Regions from separate parts of the Homo sapiens genome. Here region 1 is linked to region 2. The links are chromatin contacts, found by Hi-C or POLR2A ChIA-PET in ENCODE. All regions are on one chromosome and are shown on one strand. Each heading gives the region's core, a stretch centred on a gene start or an enhancer-like site at or near the end of the contact. The rest is flanking DNA. Distances are from core to core; before and after follow the strand shown.

Region 1 (3,807 bases), core at 867-3,366, 2.0 Mb before region 2:
ATTTATAAACAAAGTCAATGACACTGGCCAGGTCTTCAAGGTTTCAAGTACCTGTGCAAGGACAATGCACTTGTTATTAACCCAAAAGTGCATTACGGTGCACACCAGTGCCTCTTGTCTGGAGAAAAGAAGCCATTGAACCAATAATAAAATCATATTTCACGTAGAGACACTTTTTTTTTTTTTGAGACAGAGTCTCACTCTATCTCCTAGGCTGGAGTGCAGTGGCGCGATCTTGGCTCACTGCAACTTCCGCCTCCCGGGTTCAAGTGATTCTCATGCCTCCGCCTCCCGAGTAGCTGGGATTACAGGCGCCTGCCACTACGCCGGGCTAATTTTTGTATTTTTAGTAGCGACAGGGTTTCGCCATGTTGGCCAGGCTGGTCTCAAACTCGTAACCTCAGGTGATCCGCCCACCTCGGCCTCCCAAAGTGCTGGGATTACAGGTATGAGCCACCGCGCCTGGCCCATAGAGAGACATTTGAATGAAAACAGTCTTTGGAAAAGGTAAGAGACATGAAGTCATATTTTGAATAGGCAAACAGCAACCTCAATACAGCACTTGTAAAGTTGACGTCCCCGAGTGCATTCGGGGACTTTGATGAAGGCCACCGGGTGAAGACGGTCATGGGTTCCATATAATCTGCAGAAGGCCTCGGTTTGCAAAGTCCTACCCAGATGAATCACCTCTGGTATTGAAAGGCCAGACTGCCCCCTGAGGTTTCTAGGAGATCCAGGTATTTTACAAATGTTTCCTCTACAAGCAAGTCTGGTCTGAACTTTTTTAAAAAGCACCCAAAGGCAAGTCAAGGTTAAGCGTGTCACCAGCCCCAAAGCAAGTAACCAAGGACTAGCTGGACTTCCGAGCCCTGAAGGCCTGGGCATGAGTTGCTGCTGGCGCCCTAAGGCTGACTCCCACCTCTTTCCATCTGGTACTATGTCCTGTGGAGCCCGCCTGGGCTGGCACGGAGGTAGTCTTCCCCCACCTCCCTCTGGCCCCACTTACTGTTGCTGGACTTGAGGTCCCGGTGCAGGATGGGCACGAAGGCCTCCTCATGCAGGTAGAGCATGCCCCGCGCTATCTGCACGGCCCAGTTGACCAGCACGTGCGGAGGGATGCGGCGCGCGCGGCGGGGGCCGGGCGCGCGCGGGTCCGGGGCGGCGTTGGCAGCGGCCAGCGCTCGGTTGAGCGCTCCGCCGCGGGCGAACTCCAGCACCAGGCAGAGGTGCGGCTGCTGCAGGCACACGCCGCGCAGCTCGATGATGTTGGGGTGCCGCAGCATGGCGAAGAGCCGAGCCTCGCGCCGCACGCTCTCGGCAGCCGCCGCCGCGTCCTGCTCCGGGTCCTGGCGCGCCGCCTTCACGGCCACCTCCTGGCCCTGCCAGGTGGCGCGGTACACCTGCCCGAAGCCCCCAGCGCCGATGAGCTCCTTCAGCTCCAGCCGCTCGAAGGCGACGTGTACCGGGGAGCTGGGCCGCGAGGGCGGCGGCGCGGGGCTGGCGGCCGGGCGGCAGGGAGCCACGTAGTTGGCGGGGAAGATGCCGAGGCGCCGCTGCACCTGGCCTGCCCACCAGCCCTCGTCGCCCGACACGGCGGCGTCCTGCGACAGCACCTCCACCAGCTGGCCGCGCCGCAGGCTCAGCTCGTCCTCGCCGCGAGCCTCGTAGTCATAGAGCGCGGCCCACAGCCCCGCGCCCGCCGAGGCCGAGCCGCCCGAGGAGGTGGACGACGAGGACGCTGAGCCGCCGGGGGCTCCCCCGGCCGAGGACACCGGGGTGTCGGTCGCTCCCGCGGCGCCCCGCAAAGCCATGGGGGCAGCTGCGCGGGGAAGGCGGAGCGGGAAGCTGGGCTCAGCCTCCCGGGCGGCCGCGGGCGCGCATCGTCCGGCGGTGTGGCCGTCGGCGCCGGGGGAAGGCGAGGGGGTAGGAATCGCGATCGGTGACGGCAGAGATCACGGGCTAGCTGCCCAAAGGGTCCAGCCTCGGCCCGCGTTCCTGGCCAGCCGCCTCTGCTGCCGCAGCGGTCCCCGAAGCCGCGGGCGACGTCCCACCATGGTCGTGCCCAGGCCCTGCGGCCGGCCCGCCCGCCGCGCGCTCCTTAGCCAGAGCCTGGGACGCCCCACCCCACCCTAGCCGCGCCAGGGCCGCCCCGCCCCCTCCGGCTCCATTCCGCACCGCCCCCCCACCCCCCCGGGCCCGCCCCTAGGCCAGTCCCCAGGGCCTTCCCGCCCCTCCCCCAGCCGCCCCGCCCTCTCCAGGTTCATTCCGCCCTCCTTGACCCGTCCCGGGCGCCCAGTCTGCGCCCGCCCTATGGGACCGCCTTCCTAGGTTCGCCCCACCCTTCCCCACCAACTGCACCATCCCGCCCCGCCCTCGCCAGGTTCACTTCCCTTTTCTGTGCCAGTCCCCAGAGCCTCGTCCCGCCCCTGGCGCCCGGGCCCGTCCCCCACCACCTTGGGCCGGGCCCGCCCCCTGGGCCCGCCTGGCTGGTCCCACCCCGCCCCCGCCGCAGGTGCTCCGGAGCAATGGTGAGCCGCGCCCACATGGTCTGGGAGGCGGGATCGGCCGTCATCCGCTATAAATTTTCGGGAGAGTTTAAATTAAGCCAAAGGTAAGACTGAGGGAGGGGACGCTTCTCCAAGAAGCGGTGGGAGAGGGTTGAGAAGATGTGGGGCTTTAGGGTGTGGCGGGGAGAGAGAGAGTTGCAGTTCAGGGAGAGTGACAGAATCTCAGAACGGGCTACAGAAGAAATTGTAGCGCGGTGCCAGACCTGGGCCAGTGCGAGTGGCAAGTCACCATGCTAAGTGCGTTTGAGCCACCGTGCATCTCAGAACTGACTAGGTTACAGATCGCAGCGCAGAGTGACCCGTGGTCGGTATAGTCCCAGAAGCTCCATGATGGTAAATCCTTTGCTTATTTTTACTGTCTACTCAGATGGAAAATGCCCCAGTCTCCCTGGAAACCCACAGGTTTGGGTTTAGGAAGCATTGGCAATGGCTGGGTGCCAGACGTTGGTAGGTTACTGTGGCAGGTGATGAGGCTAAAAAGATAGAAGAGCTTAGTTATTAAAATTCTAAAATATTAGATTATCCTGTAGTAGGCCAGAATTTCCTAACGTGTGGATCCTGTACTTCCAATAACAGAAGGGACAATTTTAGATATTATGAGGATAGGACATACAGTAACATTCTGAGTTACATAAAGATAAATTTATTGTCTTTTCAGTTTTCTTTGTCTCTCAGATCAAACTATTTATTGGCTGTGTGACCTTGAGCAAGTTTCTTTATTTCTCTATGACTCAGTTTTCTCATCTATAAAATGGGAATATAATAAATAGTACCTACTTTATAGGGTTTTTAGGAAGACTAAATGAGTTAATAGTTTTACAGTGGGTCTTCTGCATCCACAGAATCAACCAACAGCTGGTCAAAAATGTTTTTTAAAAACCCAAAAAATAACAATACAAATAATACAAATAAAATACAGCATAACAACTATTTACAGAGCATTTACATTATATTAGGTATTATAAGTAATCTAACTATTTAAAGTATGGGCATACTTTGGAGATACTGCAAGCATGGTTCCAGATCACTGCAATAAAGCAAGTGACATGAATTTTTTGATTTCCCAGTGCATATATATACAAGTTATGTTTCCAGTATACTGTAGCGTATAAAGTGTGCAATAGCATTGTGTCTAAAGAATGTTTATACCTTAATTTTAAGTACTTTATAGGTAAAATGTGCTAATGATCATCTGAACCTTCAGCAAGTCATAATCTTTTAGCTGGCAGAGGTCTTGCCT
Region 2 (4,012 bases), core at 837-3,336:
TTTTATTTTTTTGAGACAGAGTCTTGCTCTGTCACCCAGGCTGGAGTGCAGTGGCGCGATCTCGGCTCATTGCAAGCTCCGCCTCCTCAGTTCATGCCATTCTCCTGCCTCAGCCTCCCGAGTAGCTGGGACTACAGGCGCCGGCCACCACGCCCGGCTAATTTTCTGTATTTTTTTTTTTGTAGAGACGGGGTTTCACCGTGTTGGCTAGGATGTTTTTGATCTTCTGACCTCGTGATCCGCCCGCCTCGGCCTCCCAAAGTGTCGGGATTACAGGCGTGAGCCAGCGTGCCCGGCCCCTAGAAGCCTTTTTTTTGTTTTTTTTTTTTTTACTATGAAGCACTATAAAAAACATAAGGTGTTCATTATTGTTTGCCCCATAATTCAAGCTTTCACTGAGGGCAAAGTGACTTTTTTTAACGATACATACAGGCGAATTCACAGCAGTCTAAATCATTGACAAGTATTTGTAAATTACTGCGCTAGGAAGCAAGTTTACACGAAAAATACCTCTACAAGATCCTTTCTTGGCCTCAACTTCAAAAGGGGTTCGCTGAGACGGATGGAACACATTCCACCCTTCCCTTCATAGCTGCATATCCCAGCACACCTAGAAAACAATCACCATAAAAATGTGTTACATTGGCCAAATATGCCCAAGTCCTTACACATTCTTGGGCAGTTCACACTAACTCAGTTGGCAGATGGCTTTCATGAAAGTATACCCCCCTTGGTTAGCAGATACTTGCATTTCACCTAATTAATTAGTTACAACCCCCGCGGGCGCCTCCCGCGATGGCTCCGATCCCCGCCGGGCAAGGAAGGAAAGCAGCGTGCTCTCACCACCCTGCTTGAGAAGGTGGAAGGCTGCAGGCACCTGCTAGAGACGCCAGGACCGTACCTGGTGTACAACGGGGACCTAGTGGAATACGATGCGGACCACATGGCCCAACTGCAGCTCCCCTTGCCCTAGCTAGGCTGCAACAGCTCAAAGGCAATCCTATTCTGCTACTCCCAGTCTCCTTCCGACAAGTTACAGTTCGGTGTTATTAACAAGCAGATATCTCCAGTAGCATATCTCCAAAATCATAACAGACGCCTGTATAAAGGAAATTGGTACTTTAAACACAATTTAATATCATATCTTAATTTGTTTGACAGTAGGTTGTTTTCTATCAACTCAAAAACAAGCATGCTGGGATACAACTGTATCTTAAACTTAACCCTGTTCACGTGCAGGAGTAGATTATTATTTCAAATAGGGATTTCTGAAATTTAGCGTGTAGAAAAAGAATCGTTTTAAAAGCATCACTGAAGATCCCCAATGCAACACACGAGCTAACTAAAGTGGGTTTCCTAACGGGAATAGAGGAGGAGAACACACATCCTTTGGCAGTTACTCTGCGTCCTCAGCACTTTCTTAGGTGCAGATTTGGTTGCTTCTCCCTTCTGGGTCCTACAGCACTATCATAAGGCAAATCAGGAACTTGTTATTTTCAAGTGAAGTGAGATTCAAATAAAAATCTCTTTTTTGTTACGGCCCTGAGTCCAACCGTGGCGGTGTGGTCTACACAGCTTTCTTATTGTTCGAGTGGGAGAAAAGGTAAGGAAGACAGAAACACGCCGAGGCAGGAATTGCCAGGTCCAAAACCAGACTCCCCTCATTTAACGCCCCCTGGGACCGTCGGACTAGAGAAAGGAGAGAAAACCAGGGCCGGGGGCTGCAGGAAAGCTGCCAGTCCCGCCTCTTTCCCCAGCGGGGCTCGGAACTCACAGGGTCATTCGCACGCTCCACTTCACCTCGACGGCCTCCAGCTGGCCCCAGAAGAATTGGTCGTTAAACTGAACAAACAGTGCCTGCAAGTCCGGTGTGGGGTCCACCAACTCCCACGACGCGTCCACTAGCGACAGGGACTCCTGGGCATGATCGCGCTCCGCCTCCTGCAAGTTCCACTCCTCCTGAAGCCGCAGTGCCAACATCAAGTCATCATCCATCGTTGCCAGGATCACAGGCGGGGTCCGCCGGCGTCAGGCTGGCTCCCCAGTTACGCCGCGACCCCAAGCCGCCTAGCCGAGGACCAGGACTAGCTCCTAGGAGATGCCGGCTCTCGAGACGGCCCGTCAATCCCGCGAGAGTTCGCGGAAACGCGCTTGAGAACGAGAACGGAGCTTACCCCAAACGCCGAAGCCAAGATTCTAGGGCTTTAAAAAAAGCAGTCAGCATGACACCTCCTAGTGGGCGCAGAACCTGGGCTCACAGGGCTCGGGCCCTACGAAGCTTTCAGGAAGCTAGTTTCAGCCTTTACTCTTTGCCGGTTATTTCAAACCTCAACGTCACGCTCGGTTCATGCGCAGTACCGAAATTTCTCTCGGCCTCTCCCTCCCCTCACTTCCGCAATAGCTCATCTTGCGCATGCGCTTTAACCGATGGCATTGCTGCGCAGGCGCAATGTCTGCGCTCGGCCCACTTGCGCAGGCGCAGTGTCTGACGCTCAGACCCGGCGCAGGCGTACTCGTCTCGTTCCCATTCCTGCTTCCTCAGCCCAGGAGCTCGGTTGGCCTTGGGTGGGTCTAGACAGCCGCGGCGGCTGCGGCGCCGATAGTGACAGTGAGTGCGTGAGACCCGGAGAGAAATGGCGATGGCGATGTCGGACAGTGGGGCGAGCCGCCTGCGTCGGCAGCTGGAGTCAGGGGGTTTTGAGGCGCGGCTGTACGTGAAGCAGCTCTCGCAGCAGTCGGATGGGGACCGGGACCTCCAGGAGCACCGGCAGCGCATCCAGGCGCTGGCGGAGGAGACGGCGCAGAACCTGAAGCGCAACGTCTACCAGAACTACCGGCAGTTCATAGAGACGGCCCGCGAGATCTCCTACCTGGAGAGCGAGATGTACCAGCTCAGCCATTTGCTGACCGAGCAGAAAAGCAGCCTGGAGAGCATCCCGCTTACGTTGCTGCCTGCCGCTGCTGCCGCCGGAGCCGCCGCCGCCTCTGGAGGGGAGGAGGGAGTCGGTGGGGCGGGGGGCCGAGACCACCTCCGAGGCCAGGCCGGCTTTTTCTCCACCCCCGGGGGTGCCTCCCGCGACGGCTCCGGTCCAGGCGAGGAAGGAAAGCAGCGCACTCTCACCACCCTGCTTGAGAAGGTGGAAGGCTGCAGGCATCTGCTGGAGACGCCGGGACAGTACTTGGTGTACAATGGGGACCTAGTGGAATACGATGCGGACCACATGGCCCAACTGCAGCGGGTGCACGGCTTTCTCATGAACGATTGCTTGTTGGTGGCTACCTGGCTGCCTCAGCGGCGTGGGATGTATCGCTACAACGCTCTCTATTCCCTAGATGGTTTGGCCGTAGTCAATGTCAAGGACAACCCGCCCATGAAGGACATGTTCAAGCTGCTTATGTTCCCCGAGAGCCGTATTTTCCAGGCCGAAAATGCTAAAATCAAACGAGAGTGGCTGGAAGTGCTGGAGGACACCAAGAGGGCCCTCAGTGAGAAAAGGCGAAGGGAGCAGGAGGAGGCAGCGGCCCCTCGAGGGCCACCCCAAGTGACTTCCAAGGCCACTAACCCATTTGAGGATGACGAAGAAGAAGAACCAGCTGTTCCTGAGGTAGAGGAAGAGAAGGTGGACCTCTCCATGGAATGGATCCAGGAGTTACCTGAAGACCTGGATGTCTGCATTGCGCAGAGAGACTTTGAAGGGGCGGTTGACCTGCTGGATAAATTGAACCATTACCTGGAAGATAAACCTAGCCCACCTCCTGTAAAAGAACTAAGGGCCAAAGTGGAGGAGCGAGTTCGACAGCTCACTGAGGTGCTAGTTTTCGAACTCTCCCCAGATCGTTCCCTGAGAGGTGGTCCGAAGGCTACTCGCAGAGCAGTTTCGCAACTGATCCGGCTGGGCCAGTGCACGAAGGCCTGTGAGCTATTTTTGAGAAACAGGGCAGCCGCTGTTCATACTGCAATTCGTCAGCTTCGCATCGAAGGTGCCACTTTACTCTATATTCATAAGCTGTG

Evidence for each region. Hi-C counts contacts between places; a loop is a spot of excess contacts on that map. ChIA-PET counts read pairs that join two places held with the same protein, here RNA polymerase II (POLR2A). Pooled maps may share reads with other maps.
Region 1: a loop to region 2 is called in a pooled map, with 9 times the contacts of the local background. The contact joins the promoter of MAP3K21 here to the promoter of SPRTN in region 2. A Hi-C loop is called at or near these places in 1 of 168 maps with a recorded cell type or tissue (CD4-positive, alpha-beta T cell), 1 of 37 single-sample maps with no recorded cell type and 4 of 50 pooled maps. POLR2A ChIA-PET finds 5 or more read pairs at or near these places in 2 of 52 experiments (MCF 10A and PC-9).

What each region holds. Positions count from the first base shown.
Region 1 is chr1:233,326,033-233,329,839 of GRCh38, reverse strand. It overlaps MAP3K21 (mitogen-activated protein kinase kinase kinase 21), which reads right to left and starts at 2,116. Exons shown (of 10, transcript NM_032435.3): 1 at 1,007-2,116. The coding sequence starts at 1,811. It also overlaps a transcript of PCNX2 not described here. RefSeq lists silencers at 1,473-1,672, 1,862-2,013, 1,813-2,112, 2,303-2,602.
Region 2 is chr1:231,336,367-231,340,378 of GRCh38, reverse strand. SPRTN (SprT-like N-terminal domain) reads right to left here and starts at 2,086. Exons shown (of 5, transcript NM_032018.7): 1 at 1,775-2,086; 2 at 511-610. The coding sequence starts at 1,995. EXOC8 (exocyst complex component 8) reads left to right here and starts at 2,527. Exons shown (of 1, transcript NM_175876.5): 1 at 2,527-4,012. The coding sequence starts at 2,634. RefSeq lists silencers at 802-851, 2,923-3,092 and enhancers at 600-1,474, 1,873-2,072, 1,475-2,349, 2,653-2,712, 2,753-2,802 and 1 more.